Linked DNA regions of Mus musculus: region 2 is linked to region 1. A link is a loop called in an ENCODE intact Hi-C map of the cell type or tissue named here. Cell type or tissue: heart. All regions are shown on one strand. Each heading gives the region's core, and the rest is flanking DNA. Links, peaks and the distances in the headings are about the cores only. Region 1 overlaps Mitf (melanogenesis associated transcription factor). Region 2 has its middle 31 kb from the start of Gm24565.

Region 1 (8,338 bases), core at 21-8,020:
TTCCTCTGCTATCCCCTCTGCCTAGAACACTCTTCTTCCAGACCCCTAAGGAGCCCTCTCCTCCTGTAAGTAGCAACTCAAGTTCACCCATGAGCCCCATGCCTATCATGATACTATGTTCACTGGGCTCCACCTCTTCTTCTCACAGAACTCTGAATCTCATACGTATTGTTCACCTACTATCTGTCACCTTTGCATCCCAGGCAATGATGTGAGCTGGCATGTTAAGTGTAACAAGAATCCCTTTGCTAAAATATCCCACACCTGCCTTCTCTCACTTCCCTGCATGCCTCTGGGTTCTCTTGCTGTCAACATTTAGAGATGACCCAGCTACCTTTTGGGTAGGATTTGCCTCTTCAAACAGTTATTATAAAAGTGATATGACTTTATAAAACTTATAAAGTATAAAACAACACCCTAAAGTGTATGAAGCTAAAGGTCAAAGGAACATTAACATTACCAACTTCTACATGCCTGGGGCAACTGTCACAGACAAGCTGGTTTCTAGATCTTGGCCAGTGGACCCACGAATCATCCCTCTAGTATGCTTCCTTTCATAATGGGGTGTGATATCTATTGTTATCCTCCTTGTTCCTCTCGGTAATTAGTATGAGGCACCTGACATCTGAACATGCCCACCAGTAGAAAACCCGTTTGTCCAGTTTGCTTCTACAGAAAGTTCCTTGTATCAAAATGGAGCTCAATAACTTGTAGTGGTGGAAAGAATAACTGAACGTATTAAGTATTAAGTATTGCACATTTCAGCAAGTAAGTATTGTTACAAGCTAAATCCTAGAAAGGCAGGGCTGAGTCAAGGTCAACAGGACCCTGAGAATTACTTCCCAGGAATTAGCCAAGACTTGAAGACTGTATTCACAGCTCTCCAGCTGAGAGCCGAGCCCATCTGCGATTACTGACAATGCTGAGCGAAGGCTCTGTGGGGACCTGAGCAGGAGGATGTGCACCTAGCTTCTTTGGAAAGGTCAGGAAAACAGCACCTACCTGAAAACTAGCGATGCTTTCTCCTGGCTAATAGAACAGAGAGGGGCTCTTCTCTCTCATACATTGAGAGCAAGGTTTCTATACAGGACTCTCACTCTTAAACTTCAATGTAAGAAACAGCATAAAAGGAGCCCCCTTATGGGACTCCCTACCTCTGCACCCAACCTTTATTTCCACAGTGTAGTCTCTCGTCAATGTGTACCTTAAGCATACAGTTTTCCCAGGTAAAAGCTTCAAGGTTCTGTGAAGAGTAAGCCCCACACGAAAAGACATTCTAGTGTTACATAATGCCTCAGAGTAACAGATAGACATCATTTGGCTACTTCACCCACCACAACCTTCTCTGTGCTTCTCTCCTTTTCTTTTGTCTTTTTTTAACCTTGAAATCTCATTGGAAAAGATGATCTCCAAATACCCTTCTGCTAATAAGTTCCAATGTGCAGTACTTATAATTGGGTAGTTGGGGATCAAGATCAAGACTCCCTTCTCTCTCTCTCTCTCTCTCTCTCTCTCTCTCTCTCTCTCTCCACCACCACTACCACACCACACCTACTACCACAAACAAAAACAGTTCTTCAAAAATATAAAACTTTGTCTCTCTGTCTCTCCTCTCTCTGTAGCTCTCTCTCTCTACACACACATACACACACACACACACACACATATATATATGTACACATACACACATACACACACAGATAAATATATATATATATATATATACATATATATATATGTACATACACACATAGATACTCTCTCCTCTCTATCTCTCTCTGCACATATAAGTACATATATGTGTATATATATGTATACAGAGAAAACATATATATGTAAATGTATATTCTGGAAAAAAATATATATAGACAGAGATATGGATATAGTTTGATCTGAAATAGAATCTCTCTGGAATACTCTCACTGTACCTTTAACAACGAGAAATAGTAACTTTCCTGTGAAATTGCTGGAATCACCTTTTTGATACATGAAGAACACTGACTTTAATGTCTAATGCCATGGATATAAATTAAGCAAACTTACTCAAGTTGTGATTGTCCTTTTTCTGCCTCTCTTTAGCCAATGCTCTTGCTTCAGACTCTGTGGGGAAAATACACGCTGTGCACGTGAATGAAGTCATTAGAAACTGGAACTTTGAGGGACATAACAATGTAAATTACAAAGCATCTCTTCTGAACATTTGAAACTTAACTCACTGGAGTCTAATGAAAATGTGACTTTTCAAATTACACCTTCTATAGACTTCTGCCTCTTTTAATGCTACATATGCCAAATCTCTGAAAAGCTCAGTTTCTACAAACCAGATGACAAGCCACAGTACAGCAAGTCTACATGCTAGTACTAAAAAGAATAAAATGAATAGAAACTATTTGATATCATATCATTTTTAAGATTCACTTATTTTATGTGCTGTGTGTCCGTGCACCATGTGTGTGCAATGCCCAAGGTGGCCAGAAGAGGGCATCAGATCCCAGAGACTTGAGCCACAGATAGTTGAGAGCCACTGTGTGGGTGTTCTTAAACACTCTCCAGCCCTTGATGGCATATTCTATTATTAAGAGTCAAACTTTATTTTCAGGACAAATAACTTTCCAGTATTGTATGCCTTTGTAATGCAGTGACATGGAAACTGGCAGGGAATATTTCTGGATCTGTTTACATGGCCTTTGCCTAACTCAGGAGAATGATTTTTTTTTGTTGTTTTTGTTGTTGTTGGTAGTGTTGGTTTGTTTTGTTTTGTTTTTCCAGAATGTGGAGTCAGGTTCTGTCAGCATCTTCTAGAACGTGTTCATGTCACAATTCTTAGGAGTCACTGTGTATTTACAACTTGTCTAGGAAGGGTCTAGATATATTTGGTGGCAATTCCATTTGAGAAGTTGCATTATATTTTAGTGTCAAGAGATTTTTTTTATCATGTGAGAAACAAATAAAAGTATTAAACAAATTGTGCTGTTTATTGATTTTGAGACTTATCATACCATGCTAGTTTCCTTTCTAAAAGCAAGATATATATGGTATATTTATATATCATAAATGTATATACCCATCTCACACTACATTGAAATAGTCAAAGAGAGGCTGTACACTGAATATAAATTAATAAGTGTAATTAAGATGACACCGTTTAATGATATTACAGCCTTCTTGGTCTACGTAAAGCCACACTGTGAAGCTCATACCACAGCAAAATCATCAGGTGAACTATTTCCCAGGATGTAACCTGTAATCATGAAACTCCTAACTGCATATGCACGTGTGTGTGTGTGTGTGTGTGTGTGTGTGTGTGTGCAGACAGAATTAAAATTAGAATCTCCCAAATTCAGATGGTCAATCCAAGCCACTTTCTCGCTTGCTTTCTCATATAGAAGGGTAAGAAGGTCTTACTGTCCACTGCTTCTTAATGGTTTTTAAGTTTTTGCTTATTAGTAAATTACCTTTTGAGCCCCAATTAACACTTTTCTGGAAAAAAACCCTGTTTTTCCTATGTTAAAATGTTCTGAAATAGTTTTTGTTGTAATGCTTTTGGACAGAACAGTCTTTGCAACAATCCGTACCCCATCTACTCAACCCCACCCCCAAGTTTTGCAAGAGGCAAGAACTAAATAATAAAAAGGGATTTGGGGCAAGGACCATAAAATTCACCATGGTAGAATGCCGGTTCTAATACAGTTTCTGTCATGTTTTATTGGTCAAATGCCTTCCCTAAAGCATCAAACAAAGTGGCAAAATAGGTAATTTCACACTTGCCTCAAGAGCAAACATTCTGATGGCTCCATTTTATGATTTATTTCTCCTTCTATAATAAATCTCATGCACACAATACAGGAGAAAGAGGAGAAGGCATCGAAAGATGTAAGAAATACATTCTTACTCGATCCCAAGTGTGGACTCAGATGGAAAATTCAAAGCAGGATCCCCTAAGTCAAGACTCCAGGGGCTCAGCAAGCAAGATACACAGCGGGTAGGGGAGAGGCACTTTACAGGGGCGTGTACTGCCTATAACCCTCAACCCAAAGGGCTCCCAGCAACCCTGGAAACTGGCAACTTAACGTCTTAATACTGTATATTAAATTACTGCACAGAGGCTCAGGAAGCGAACACACTGGAAGAACACCCACTAGCTGCACAGGAAACGTTGCTGTTCCGTTGGTAACGCTCCCCAGTGGGGAAGAGAACAGAGTATCATAGTAAGAAGCATTTGTGCTAGGTACGTACCTGTGAGCTCCCTTTTTATGTTGGGAAGGTTGGCTGGACAGGAGTTGCTGATGGTAAGGCCTGGCGGTGGCAGGCCCTGGTTGCTGTAGAGGTCGATCAAGTTTCCAGAGACGGGTAACTAGACACAGACAAGAACAGCAATGGGTGTTGACTGACTGCAGAGGTTTTTTTGTTTTTGTTTTTGTTTTTTTTCAATAAAACTCATACTCTATTTCAGGCTTTATGGAAACAACACTCTTTGCTATAAAGAACTGTGTTTTTAAAACAGGAAAGTCTGAGGACTCACACAGAATTATATGATCTGTTTATATAGGGAGTAAGAAGGGTGCCCGCACTGACTTCTGTCTGGTGGGCACATTCCAAACATGTTGGCAAGGTGTCACCTGCTGCCAAAAGTGGCAAATGTCCCCTGGGCGCCAGGTATTCCTGTGAAATAGGAGTCCATGCGTGGCTTCCATCAGAGGACGTTTCTCTTCCTCCATCTTTCACCTCTCCCTACTTTTTTTCCCTTGCTTTCATTCATAAAGAAAAGCAATGAGCAAATACTTCCCTTTTGTAAAGCGGTGTCCTTATGGCAAAAGAAAAGCTGGCTTCCTTGAGATTGAAATTATCCAAAGAGCCACAAGAGGGAGCTCAAAGACTTTAATAAAAATATTTACAGCACTTAAAGCAGGATTAAAGAAATGCTCAACTTAGCCTTAACTACTCAGAGTGGTGCTGTCTCCTCCGGTTCTCCTGGGCTGTTTTAAAGCAGCAACCTCATTTTCATTTTTTCTTGACAATGATGTCCCAGTCGGACATGGATTTTCTCAAAGCTAGCTAGAGAGGACAGCCACAAGTTCCTCTTCTTATGCCTTGGAAATCTTCCTAGACAATCAATAGCTATGCATCACTCCTTCCATCCTGGACCCTCAGCATTGCCAGACAATTTCAAATAATGATTCCTTGATACCTGCATCACACCACGTTGCAGATTAGCCTTTCCTTTACCTGATCATAGCTCTCTATTATGTATTAGACAAGTAATTTCAGAAAGCATCAAAGAGGAATTAAACCATGGAGGGACCCAGAGGTACACAGCAAGGTGGTACTCCACATACAGGATAAGCTAGTTTTACTTGAAAACCTTGGGACAAGAAGGACTTAGGGTTTTTTTTTTTTTTTTACTTCTTTATAATTTTGTGATGTTTATACACATATTTATCTTGGGAATAATACCTAGATGTAAACATGAAATTTATTTATGTTTTATTTACATCTTATACATACATACATATGGCCAAAAGATAACTTTGTATTTAATTTTTTTAGTTCACCAGCATTTGGACTGTAACCTAGTTCATGCAATTGGTTATCAAACTCTACTTAAAGCATCAGGTTGACACTAAAAATGTTTTTGATTTGGAGGTTAACAAAATGGCAGAGTGGGTAAGACATTTGCCAAGGCTGACAACCTGAGTTCAATTCCTGGGGTCCCTGTATTGACTTCCAAATTGACATTTGACTTCCATACGTATGCTGTTGCACACATGCACCTAAACACAAACACATAGACACACAGATACAAATACACACACATACATTCATGCACACACTATGTAGATAGGGAGATAAGAAGGTAAATGAGAGACAGACAGACAGACAGACAGACAGACAGACAGACAGATAAGGGCTGTAGAACTTTTTGGTTATTTTAAGTTTTAGATCCAAGAGACGGAAAACAGTTCAGTGGATAAACTGCTTGCTGTTCATGCATAATGATATGAGTTTGGATTCCCAACTCACATAAAATCTGGGTACATATCTTTTATACCTCAGGGCTGAAGTGGTTGTTGGACAGGGAATCCCTGAAGCTTACCAGCAGCCAGCCAGTGTAGCCTAATTGGCAAGGTCTCAAAAATAATAGGTGGGAGACTTCTGATGCTGGTCTCTGGCCTCTGTATATGCATGAGCTAAAGCCCTGGATGAAGAGATGGGGCTGGGAGGTGTTGTACATAGTGGAAGCTGCTCTCAGATGTGTATATTAGTAAGACGGTGGTGACAGGCAGGCAGGGCAGGCAGGGCGGGCAGGTGGGTAGGTCTTGGAGAAATGAGCACTTGTAGAATCTTCATAAGCATAATACTCACACCCACACCCTGCCACACGCCAGTGAATATGCACTGCGCTAACTTAAAATGTCCTTGGGCCACATTTCAATGCCTTCCAGCAAAGGCTCTGATAACTGGTGCCTGATTATTAGCAGTCATTGCTCTGAGAGGTTCTATTGAGAAACAGGTCACCTCAGGGGTCAACCTTGCTCTCTGTGTGTTTGGTTTTGTTCTTGTTCAACTTAAGGGGCCACGAGAGGCATTAGCATGTTTGCATAGAGCACTGTAAAAGGCCAAAAAGATGAAAGTTACAAAGCTATTAGGAACTGAAGTCTAAACACATTTCCCAGGTCCAAATCTGAGCATTAATAAACCAAAAATGCAAATTAAAACTTGGAAACAGTGAGCTACAAGATTAATCCAGTAGCTCTAGAAATATTAACTGTGTGTGTCTTATGTCCTCATATGTGAACTGGATATAAACATGCACTTCTGTTACGATGTTCATGTTTTAAGAGACAAATGAGAGACGCGCACGTGCAGGTACAACTCACTCAAAACTGGGCATAGTGGCACATATCTGTCATCCAGCCATTAAGAAGCTAAGGCAGGAGGATCAGGAGTTCAAGGCCAGCAGGGGACTACATGAGATCCTATCTCAAAAATCCCAAAGCAAAATCAAAGCAAATCTCTAGGTCATCACAGACTATACTTTGAAGAGAGAGAAGGGAAGAGAGAAGAGAAAGAAAAAAGGGAGGGAAGGGAGAAGACAGAGGAGGAGAAAATAAAATTGGGGATGGAGGAGAGCAAAAGAAAAGGGAAAGGAAAAAAGAAAAGAACAAAATTTTGTAGTTCTCTTTCTGGGTTAGAAAAATCCTCTTATACACACAGTTAAGTTATAACAGGGTCAGAATAACCCCCTGGACTGAGAGACGAAGAGATGCATGTCTACTTGGCCGATCTGCATCTTTGCTGGACTTTCTATGCAGAGCATTTATACCTCTGGACAAGATTTCCCTTCCAGAAAGCCACAGTCTGGGCAGCTCAGGCAAAGGTGAGGTGAGGGTGCTGCTGCCTGTGCCCCAGTCATAGTCTTAACTGAGCGCACTGGTGCCTCTCACCACCAAAAGGAATATTTTCCCAAGGAAGTGATCACTGTAAAATGTGATTGTTTTTCTCTGTGGAAGGGCCCTTCTTCGTCTGAATATCAATTGCGCAGTTAACCCAAGTAAACGGGGACTTTTCTTCTTTGTTTGAGAGAGTACAAGAGGGCCCTTGTGCCCTAGGAACAGTTACCTCTAGACCTCAATTCCCTTAGGACAGCTTCCTTCCTACGTCCTTTCCACTTTTGAAGAAGTAGTTAACTTGAAACAAAGCATTTCAAAGAATCAAAGAAGCGGGGCGAAAAAATGCCTAAACTAAACTTAACAGTCAAGTTCAACTTTACTGTGGTGGTGGTGGTGGTGGTGGTGGGGATATTAAAGTAGACAACTGAATTCCAAGATGATAAAGACCCAGTGGAGGTCTGCTTTGACAGGAGCCTATTAGGGTCAAGCCACTTCTTGTGGATGAAATTCTCAAGTTCTAGCATCAAGACCACTGCAGTTGATATAACACTTTATAGACAAGGAAACTGAGGCAGAGAGGTCAAATGTCTCACTCAACAGTAGATGCATAAGGGCAGGGGTTATAGCTTAGTGTAGGACCACTTGCATAGCATGCATGAGGTCTGGGGTTCTACACCCAGCATGAAATAATAAACAAACAAACAAACAAACAAACAAAACATCTAGAGTCTGCTTCTAACCTCTACATAACACTGTCTATCAGCAGAATTATGTCAGGACAAGAAACCCTTGAGGTGGCAGTTTGCTTGATCTAGCCTGTGATATGGAAGGGAGGCAAATATGGCAATATGGCCAGTGACTTCTAACGGCAGCTCCTAGATACTACCTCCTGGTTGGGAATGAGGTCACCATTTCCTATGGGAGATTGCTTTGTGGGAATCCCCTGG
Region 2 (8,338 bases), core at 254-8,253, 240 kb after region 1:
TTTCTTTCTTTCTTTCTTCCTTTCTTCCTTTCTTCCTTTCTTCCTTTCTTCCTTTCTTTCTTCATTTCATCTTGAGAAACAGAGGCAATGCCATCTGCTGCCCCGTGTCCTGGGTGGGCTGTGAAAGGTATGGTGAGGTATGTAAGAATCCTACAAAAAGCTGATGCAAGTGTTAGCTACAGAAGCCAAGGGCAGTAGTATCTCACTCTGGATGCAGATTTGAGCTTCAGAGAGTCGTTGGCATTTAATGAACGAGAGCCCCACCTTTCAGAATCAAACGCACAAGACTCTCAGATCAGATTGGGGTTTTAGTGTCAAAATGTGCAGCCACAGCTTCAGGTGTGTAAGAAATAACACATTTGTCTCAGAAAAAATCTTTGCATGGTGAACAGAGACACTAAAAGACTCTCTTTATTCTTCTCAGCCCACTTCAAAAAAATGCCAGCTCAGAGCCAATCACAGTTCATCGATTCTCTCATCTGAAATGATTCATTTCTAAAAGAAATGCATGTGTGGTGGTGAGGGGGCTGCTTTGATTTTGTTTTGTGGGATGTCGGGGGCACACAGTCTCTACCTTTCAGACCTCTTGTTTCCTGGAGCCCTTATTCACTGTGAAACCAAAGGCAAAGTCCTTAATATCCGTGCTTTAGTCTGAATCAGTTACTCTTGTCTCTGCTGTGACTAAATACTGGACAAGTTATGGGAGGGAGAGTTTGTTTGGGCTCACAATTGATGGCAGAGTCCACCCCCACATTGAAATGATGGTGGCAGGAGCCTGAGCCAGTCACATTTCATAGTCACAGTTCATCTGAGCAGGGAAGGAGATAGAGAGAGAGAGAGAGAGAGAGAGAGAGAGAGAGAGAGAGAGAGAGAGAGAGAGATTCCTGCTAGTGCTTAATTGGCTTTCTCCAATTTTTTTTTTCAATCAGGGGCTCCTAACCTATGGAATGGAACTGCCCACATTTGTGGTGAGTCTTTCTGCCTCAGTTCATCTATTTTAGAAACTTCTTCAAAGACAAACCCATAGGTGTGTTTCTATGGTGAGACTAAATCTCCTCAAGTTGGCAATATAGATTGAGCATTAAACAAACCAAAAGATTGAACATCATAATCTCTCCACTTGAGGATTGCCCTAGTTGACACTTACAGAACTATGGCAAAGATAACATGTTGAAGTATATAAGGCTTGTGGGACTTGGAGCTTAGCCAATAGCTTAGCCTTCAGGACCCTGAACAGGTAAGCACTATAGTGTTAATTTTCTCAGCTGGTGTAAGGTTACACAGCCACCCTGGGAACGGAACAGAACGGAACACAATGGAGAAGACATTGACTTCCCCACGTGCTCCAATATTAGAGCATACTCCCTTTGGGCTTTTAAAAGTGACTTCAATAGTATCCAGGTTTATTTATAAAGCCAGAGCACATTATTCTCTGAGTATAATTAAGCACTTTTGAGAGCCCAAATAGGAAACAATTAGTCACTACTAAATGGTAATCTTAATAATTCCCGATAATTAAGAAGGAACTTCCTGTGGCACATCCTTGGGGGGAAACTGCTTTTGAAGCAGCCGGGGGATAATCTGTAAATTACAGGTGAGGTTACTTCGGAACCTTATTGTTGATTTGCAAGCAGGGTGGTTTGGAGTGAGCAGGCAGAAGCCAACCTCAACTTCATCACTGTCTGCTCATTCAGCTCAACACCTCCAACACCTCTATCCTGGTGACAGGTCCCCACATCTCCAGGGGCAGCCTCACTCTTAAGACCCTATTACATTTTCCTCAGAATCATGAAAGTATCTCTTAAGGAGACAGCATTATTAGCATTTTGCTTCCAGGATTGCCAAAGGACCCCCCAGGGAACAAGGGCATCTTTCTGTCATCGTGTATGTGTGCATGTTGATTTGAAAATGGTCCCTCAAGTCCTGATGGTAGGAACGTCACTACAAAAGATGTCTCCAAGTGAGGGGAGAAGCCCAGGCTCTAGAAACTGAAACCTTGGGTGAGGTCCTTGTCAGGTTTTCAGTTTGAATTGCCCCCAAATATTGTGTTTTGAACATTTCTCCTCTGTCCAGGGTACCATTTTGGGAGATGTTGGGATTGTGTTGGTAGGTCCTAAAATGGGACACTAAAGGTTTGGCATCTGAAGGACATACCTGGCTAAGCTCTGAGGGCCTCTAGGTACCTCATTAGCATGGAGAATTCTGTTCTGAGCTTACAAGATCACAAGTCACATTTCCTTATGTGGGGGGTGTGACACGTGTTCCAGGACAGGAATCTTGCAGGGAGCATGGAGTCGCCTAAGTCTCAGGTGTGTGCCCACCGAATCTCCGGGTCTCAACCTGCTCTACCTTACCAAGCTTCCTGGCACACAAGTTTTACTGTCCCACATGCATTCAGTATTGAATTATAAATATGTTACAACATCAAATCCTTCCCTTACCCCACTCCCATTGAAGAGGGTTAGCAAGTCTGTGAACTCCAGGAATAAAGTGTGAATGCTGACCATGTGCTCTCAGGCAAGTCCCTGAAGCTCTACTGCCTTAGCGTCCTGATTTATAGGGACTGAAGAGATGGTTCAGTGATTAGGAACATCGGTTGTTTTTCCACAGGTCCTGAGTCCAGTTCCCAGAACCTACATGGTGGCTCACAACCATCTATAACTGTAGCCCCAGGGGATCTTATGTCCCTTTCTCATACATATTTAGAAGAATACTCATACACATAAAATAAATAAATCTTAAAAAATGTAATGAATAAAAGCTTTTTTTTCCTTATAAAGTGGGACCATAGTAGGCACAACTGGGAACACAGTAGGTAGGTAGAACTGAGCAGCCATTGCCAAGCATTAAGCTTTAAGGCGGTAAAATGCATGCACCAATATGTGTTCATTATTACCTTTCCAGTGGGAGAAAAGAATCTCAGAGACTTTAGGTACAAATGTGAATAAAGACCCTGTCTAAAGGCAGGACTGAAGAGAAACACAACTGCTAGAAATTCCATGAAAAGGAAGCGTGTACAGAGAAAGGAGGGAAGGAGAAGGAACGGAATATAAGCAAAATTAACCATCTCCTCATCTCTGAATATGTGCTTAATCATATTACCATCAAGAAGATAAATTCAACAGAATAAATAGTGATAGAATTTCTGGGAGGACAAGAAAGGGGCAGGGAAGAAATAACCAACAACATACCCCATGTTCCTACCACCATGAATTTCCTGCCAAGAGATGCACCCTCAAACCATGAAGCAAGATAATTCTTCCCCCATTAAATTGCTTTCATCAGATATTTGGTCACAGCACTGAGCAAAATAATCATTGCGGAGAAGAACACAGATTAAAGCAAGAATGTATACAAAGCCTGCTTGCTCTGAGCACACAACTACCTTTGGGACAGTACGCATAGTTTGGGGGATTAAGTGGCACAACATATTTAAAGTCCTCGCCATTGTGCTTGGCATTGTTCTTAAATACCAACTATTACTACCACCATTTTGCTGTTGGTCTTTCAAGTTTGCATCCAAATAGTAAGCAATGATTTCACAGAGCCAATCTGGGAAGACTCCTTCCTTCTATCACCGCAGGGTCCAAAGACTTTTCCAAAGAAAATACAGTAAATCAAGGTTCCCAGTTCACATGGTGACATGACTCTGAGCCATAGTGTCCTTGGGTGAGAAATGATGACAGGACACCAGATGATGCTCAGGGATTGCAGGGAGGTTACATGACATAAAACATTGGGTTCCAGTGTGGGAACAGTGTCATTGCTGTCCTTAATTCTCAAAGCTGTGCCCCCAGCATCCAGCTGTGCTTTGAAATGTTGAAAGAGAAGGGCCTGGATAGACACGTGAGCCCGAGATTCTTTGAGGCTTTCTGCTGCCCGTGAAAGCAAAAATTAGCATCCTAAATCCCTCAGGTTATAGACACCATGAGGGCATGCTGCCTCCCTGTGGAATTTCACAGACACAGTTCTGAGGCCTCCAGGTCTTCCAGCCCGGAATTTCAATGCCAAACCAGTCTTGGGACAATTCCCTGGGCTTCATAATTGTTTCCTCCACATATGATATTCAAATGACATTGATTGCCTCTCTGTGTTGCCCTATTGAGTACAGCCCACCTGCCCTGCCCCCCTCTTGGTGTTAAAGTTTCCCTGTGCTCTTTGCACTGATTGGCTGCATTGGGTGGTTGGTGGGACAGTGGATTTTGAAGGTAAGTAAAATGGGGAAGGAAAAATCTATTGTCTCCTCTGAAGATCAGGGGTAAGATAAGGATGATAAATAGTTAGTTGCGGGTAGTCCTACCATGTAACAGAATTAGTTTCAGATCCCACTTTGAAACCAGTCATTCTTATTTCCCAGGTAGCAACATGCTCACCTATTCAATAAAGATGATGTTTGACCACTGAGAATTAAGAGGTTATGATTTTGCTATCCACTCACTCTCAAACCGACAATAGCAGCTTCGAGCAGCTATCTCCTCCTCGGGTTTCCTGTCTGCTGTGATGTGAAACTTGTCTCATGCTCCGACATTCCCTCTCTGCCTTCTACTGAAGGAGTAGGTGTATGGAAGACTTCATAGTCCATCCCGATGAAGTTTATAAGGACAGGAAAATGTGTGACTTGGCATAGTGAAGGTTGAAGAAGGCAGAAAGAATTCTCTCTTATTCACAGGACAAGCAAGCAAATCTGCCTAGACTTTATAATTTACTAGACATCCACCCAAATGTGTATTTGCCACTGGGAAGTCCCTCCCAGAACCATGGCTGCATAACCCAGCCTTGCCCACTGCTTACTTCTTGGGTCCATTTGTGGTTTTAGATCACAATCCCTCACGTTAAATTAACATAGCAGCCTCTTCATTCCTATATGCTAAATGTCTCTGTTTTAGAAGTCACAGAGCCAAGGACCTTCGTTTTCTGATGTGACAAAGCAGGTACACTGTCGAGGATATCCCAGCTGCTTTTGTTTTGTTTTTGTGTGTTTGTTTGTTGTAGTGTTGGAGCTTGAACCCCGACCCTTGCATTTGCTGAGTGAGCACTCTGCCACAGAGCTCTAATCTGTTTCCAGTTTTTTTTTTGTTTTTTTTTTGTTTTTTTTAACCTGCAGCCTCACTTTGTAGCCCAGTATGGGCTAGAACTTAATAAGTAGACCTCAAAGGAAATCACACCAATGCCCCTCCCTCTGCTTCCCAAATGCTGGGATTATAGACATGAACGATCACACGGCTTCCATCTGCTCTTTAAAATGAGCTAAATCTGAAGTATGGTGTCTGGATCCACACTCCCCTTGCTCTCTACAATGACAGCATTTTCACTTGTATACTAGAAGATCCCCACCCATTTCAAGCCACCCAACCCAGCCTCTCTTGTCCATATTAGACATGCTGTGGTAAGTTTATCCCTTCCCCTGCAGCGGCATCCTGCCTAGTTCACAGTATGAGTAATGGCCAACTTAATAAGGACTTTTCTTGTGCAGGTGACAGACCCCTGACAGGAATAGCTTAAGAGACTGGGCTCACCATTTGAGAGTATAGTGTGTCATGGGAAGTAAGGCATCGGTGTTGATGGGGTGGGAGTGGCGTTGGCTACAGGAGCAAAGGCATGACATAGACACTGCTCACCCACATCTCCATGGGCTTCACTTCCTCCAAAATTTTCTATATCCTCCCCAAATGGTGTCACAAGCTGGCGATCGAGTATTCAAACACAGGAGCTCACAAAATGTGTGTCACATTTAAACCACTACAGTGTATAGATTTTCCCCCAATCAGAGCCTGGGATAGGGACTTGGCTGAAGGCTGAGACCAACATCTGTGTTGACCTTAGAGGCAAAAGACTGAATGCCAATATGGGTACCTTCATACTGTTTTATGGAAGACTCAACTCTTCTGGTCCTTTAACCTTTTCTGTCTTGGCAAAGGAGAAGGAGCGCCATCTACTGTTGGCACATGCCGCAGGACAGACAGTCCCTTGAGACTTCCCCAAGACTTTTCGATCCATGTGTCCAGTGGCCACAAAGACAGCTGTAGTTTTCCTTTGCTTACGGACAGGAAAACTAAGACCAAAAGGCTACATCCAAGGTCACTCATCCACAGAGTGATGAATCCAAGCTTTTAAGGCTCTGAGAGGCTCACACAGGAGGAGAAGGAGAACACAGTCACAAATGAACAAAAAAATCGGGCCACACTTCTTGCAGAGCATTCCAACCCAGGGGAGTCAGTGGTCCCTCAAAATGATGAAAGGGCTGTAGCTGCACTCTGTAGAGCCTGTCCTCCGTCTCTCCCTCCCATTCTCACTGAGGACCCTATTCGGAGCCCCAATCCATCCTTGCTATTTGCAACAGCTGCTGCAGAGAAAACAGGTGGTATTTGCTTAAAGCCCACACAGATCTGAAGCTCTGTACACAATGGGAAACCAGGGAGGATCCATCAAGCTGTCAGAATGGGACCTGTAAGTGTGTGTGTGGGGAGCTTGAGTTAGAGAATACCCTTGCTAAGCTTTAAGCAATTCCACATTTAATCTCGCTTATTTCTGGGAGCACACACACACACACACACACACACACACACACACAGAGCCATTTGTCTAACCTTCCAGTCCCTAAAGGATGGGTCCCCTGCTGGAAGCAGTATTTGCCATTTGTGCCTGTGTCTATGACCTTAGAGGCTACAAGAAACCTTCTGCTGGACGAGACCCTGAATTAGTAGATGACTCTGTGTGTGTGTGTATGGTGAGAAACAATGGTCCTTACTGCATAACAAGAGTACTGGAGACTCGGAGTAGTGAAAGGGAAATAGTTTATGACCATGAGAACTTGGGTGTCAGTGTAAAGAAAGGGCAAAAATGGCTGATGTGGCACGAAACAGTAACACATGCACACGAACACACACACATTTTCCCTGACTGAGTGAGTTCCTTGGGAAATACAATCTTCTCAGTGCCTAGCATTGCCTCGGCCCTAAAGCCCTGTGTGTCCCTATGAGTTTGGGACACACAGCCTTATCTAGTGTATGTCCTGAGACTTGAGATCACCTCCTTTTCTGCTATACAAGCTTACTCATGTAGCCGACTGCCTATGGGTTTGCAGCACTGGAATGAACTTAGAGTACCTAGACAAGCAGCTGCCAGCTGCCAGCTGTGGAAGACAGGAGCCTAGGGCCTCTTGCTTCCCTGTGATTACTTAATGAGGCCTAAACACACTTAAAACTAAAAATAAGCCATAACAATTTCCTTCTAACAGTTTGCATGTGTGTATTCACGTGGAGTACACATGTGTTTCTGTGCACATGCGTAAGGACAGAGGTCAAGCTCAGGTGTCATCAGGTTTTTTTTTTTGAGACAGGGTGTCATGCTATTGAGCCTCAAGGATCTGCCTGCCTCCACCTCCCCAGCACTGGGATTACAATTGCATTCAAGCATTCCCACTTTTTAAAAAACTTTGGTTCTGGGGCTCGAACTCAAGTCCTCCAGCTTGCAGAACAAAACACTTTAATGGCTGAATCCTCTCTCCAGCCCAGCAGGTGGTTTTTCTTGGCACAGCTTCTTTGTTTCTCAGTTAACATCTCCAGAGCGCTTTTCCTGAGTCCTTTGCTGGCCTTCTCCTAAGTCAGCTGATCCCCTTTTAGACCTTCTTCCTTTGGAAATGTATTTTCTTCTCTAGTCATCAGACTTAATTGGTCTAGTACAGGCTCTCCCTGGAGTGCTCTCTTTCTGCCTGTGTGACAGGCCCCAGGTTTTTGTGACCCATTTGTTTGGCTGGGTTTATGTTTTTGTGTGTCTTTTCTGGCTTTTCACTCCTCACTCCTCTATTAACATTTTGCAATCAACTGATTTTAATCTTCCTGGCTGTTTCACTCAGCTTGGCAGGGCTGGGGTTGATCTTCACCGTTTAAGGGTTTCATTTCTCAATATGTTTTGCTTCTTCTCCCTTGCTCTTGGATGTTACTAAGGAGTGATGGCTCTCAGCCTTCTAGCAAGTTGCTCCTCAAGAAAAGTAACCACATGTCCCCTTTTGTCTCGGACAGCCTCTGTTTGGCTTGTTATTCTGATGTCCTGTCCAAGAACTGTTTTGAAATTTTCTCTTAGATGATAAGATATGGACACTCTATTTGAAAGTGTATCTGCTCAGAGCTGGGGAGATCGCTCAGTCAATAATGAAATCCTTGCCTTGCAAGCATGAAGACCCGAGTTCAGGTTCTCAGCACCCATTTAAAATGCTAGGTTCAGTGGAACATACCTAAAACCCAACATTGAGAAGATGGGGACTGGTGGCTCCTTAGAGCTTTCCAGTCAGATCATCATTCAAGTTCAATGAGAGACATGGTCTCAGAAAACAAACAAA

What was found. Peaks named below come from ENCODE experiments on the same cell type or tissue, not always from the same donor. Only the 100,000 strongest peaks of a DNase experiment are listed, where the experiment ranks them.
Region 2: it touches region 1 in a loop (11-fold over the local background); 38 of 42 quality-filtered maps call a loop at or near these places.

The regions. Positions count from the first base shown.
Region 1 is chr6:97,999,903-98,008,240 of GRCm38, reverse strand. Mitf (melanogenesis associated transcription factor) reads right to left here. Exons shown (of 10, transcript NM_001113198.1): 6 at 4,237-4,354; 7 at 2,044-2,118. Among named protein-coding and RNA genes, the nearest start is that of Mitf, 200 kb to the right of the region's middle. In heart, for the core only: CTCF peaks have their summits at 2,465 (motif pointing right) and 4,847 (motif pointing right); no DNase peak of the experiment used is centred there.
Region 2 is chr6:97,757,106-97,765,443 of GRCm38, reverse strand. No RefSeq gene overlaps it. Among named protein-coding and RNA genes, the nearest start is that of Gm24565, 31 kb to the right of the region's middle. In heart, for the core only: CTCF peaks have their summits at 3,959 and 5,939 (motif pointing left); a DNase peak (open chromatin) is centred at 7,803; H3K27me3 peaks cover 235 bases.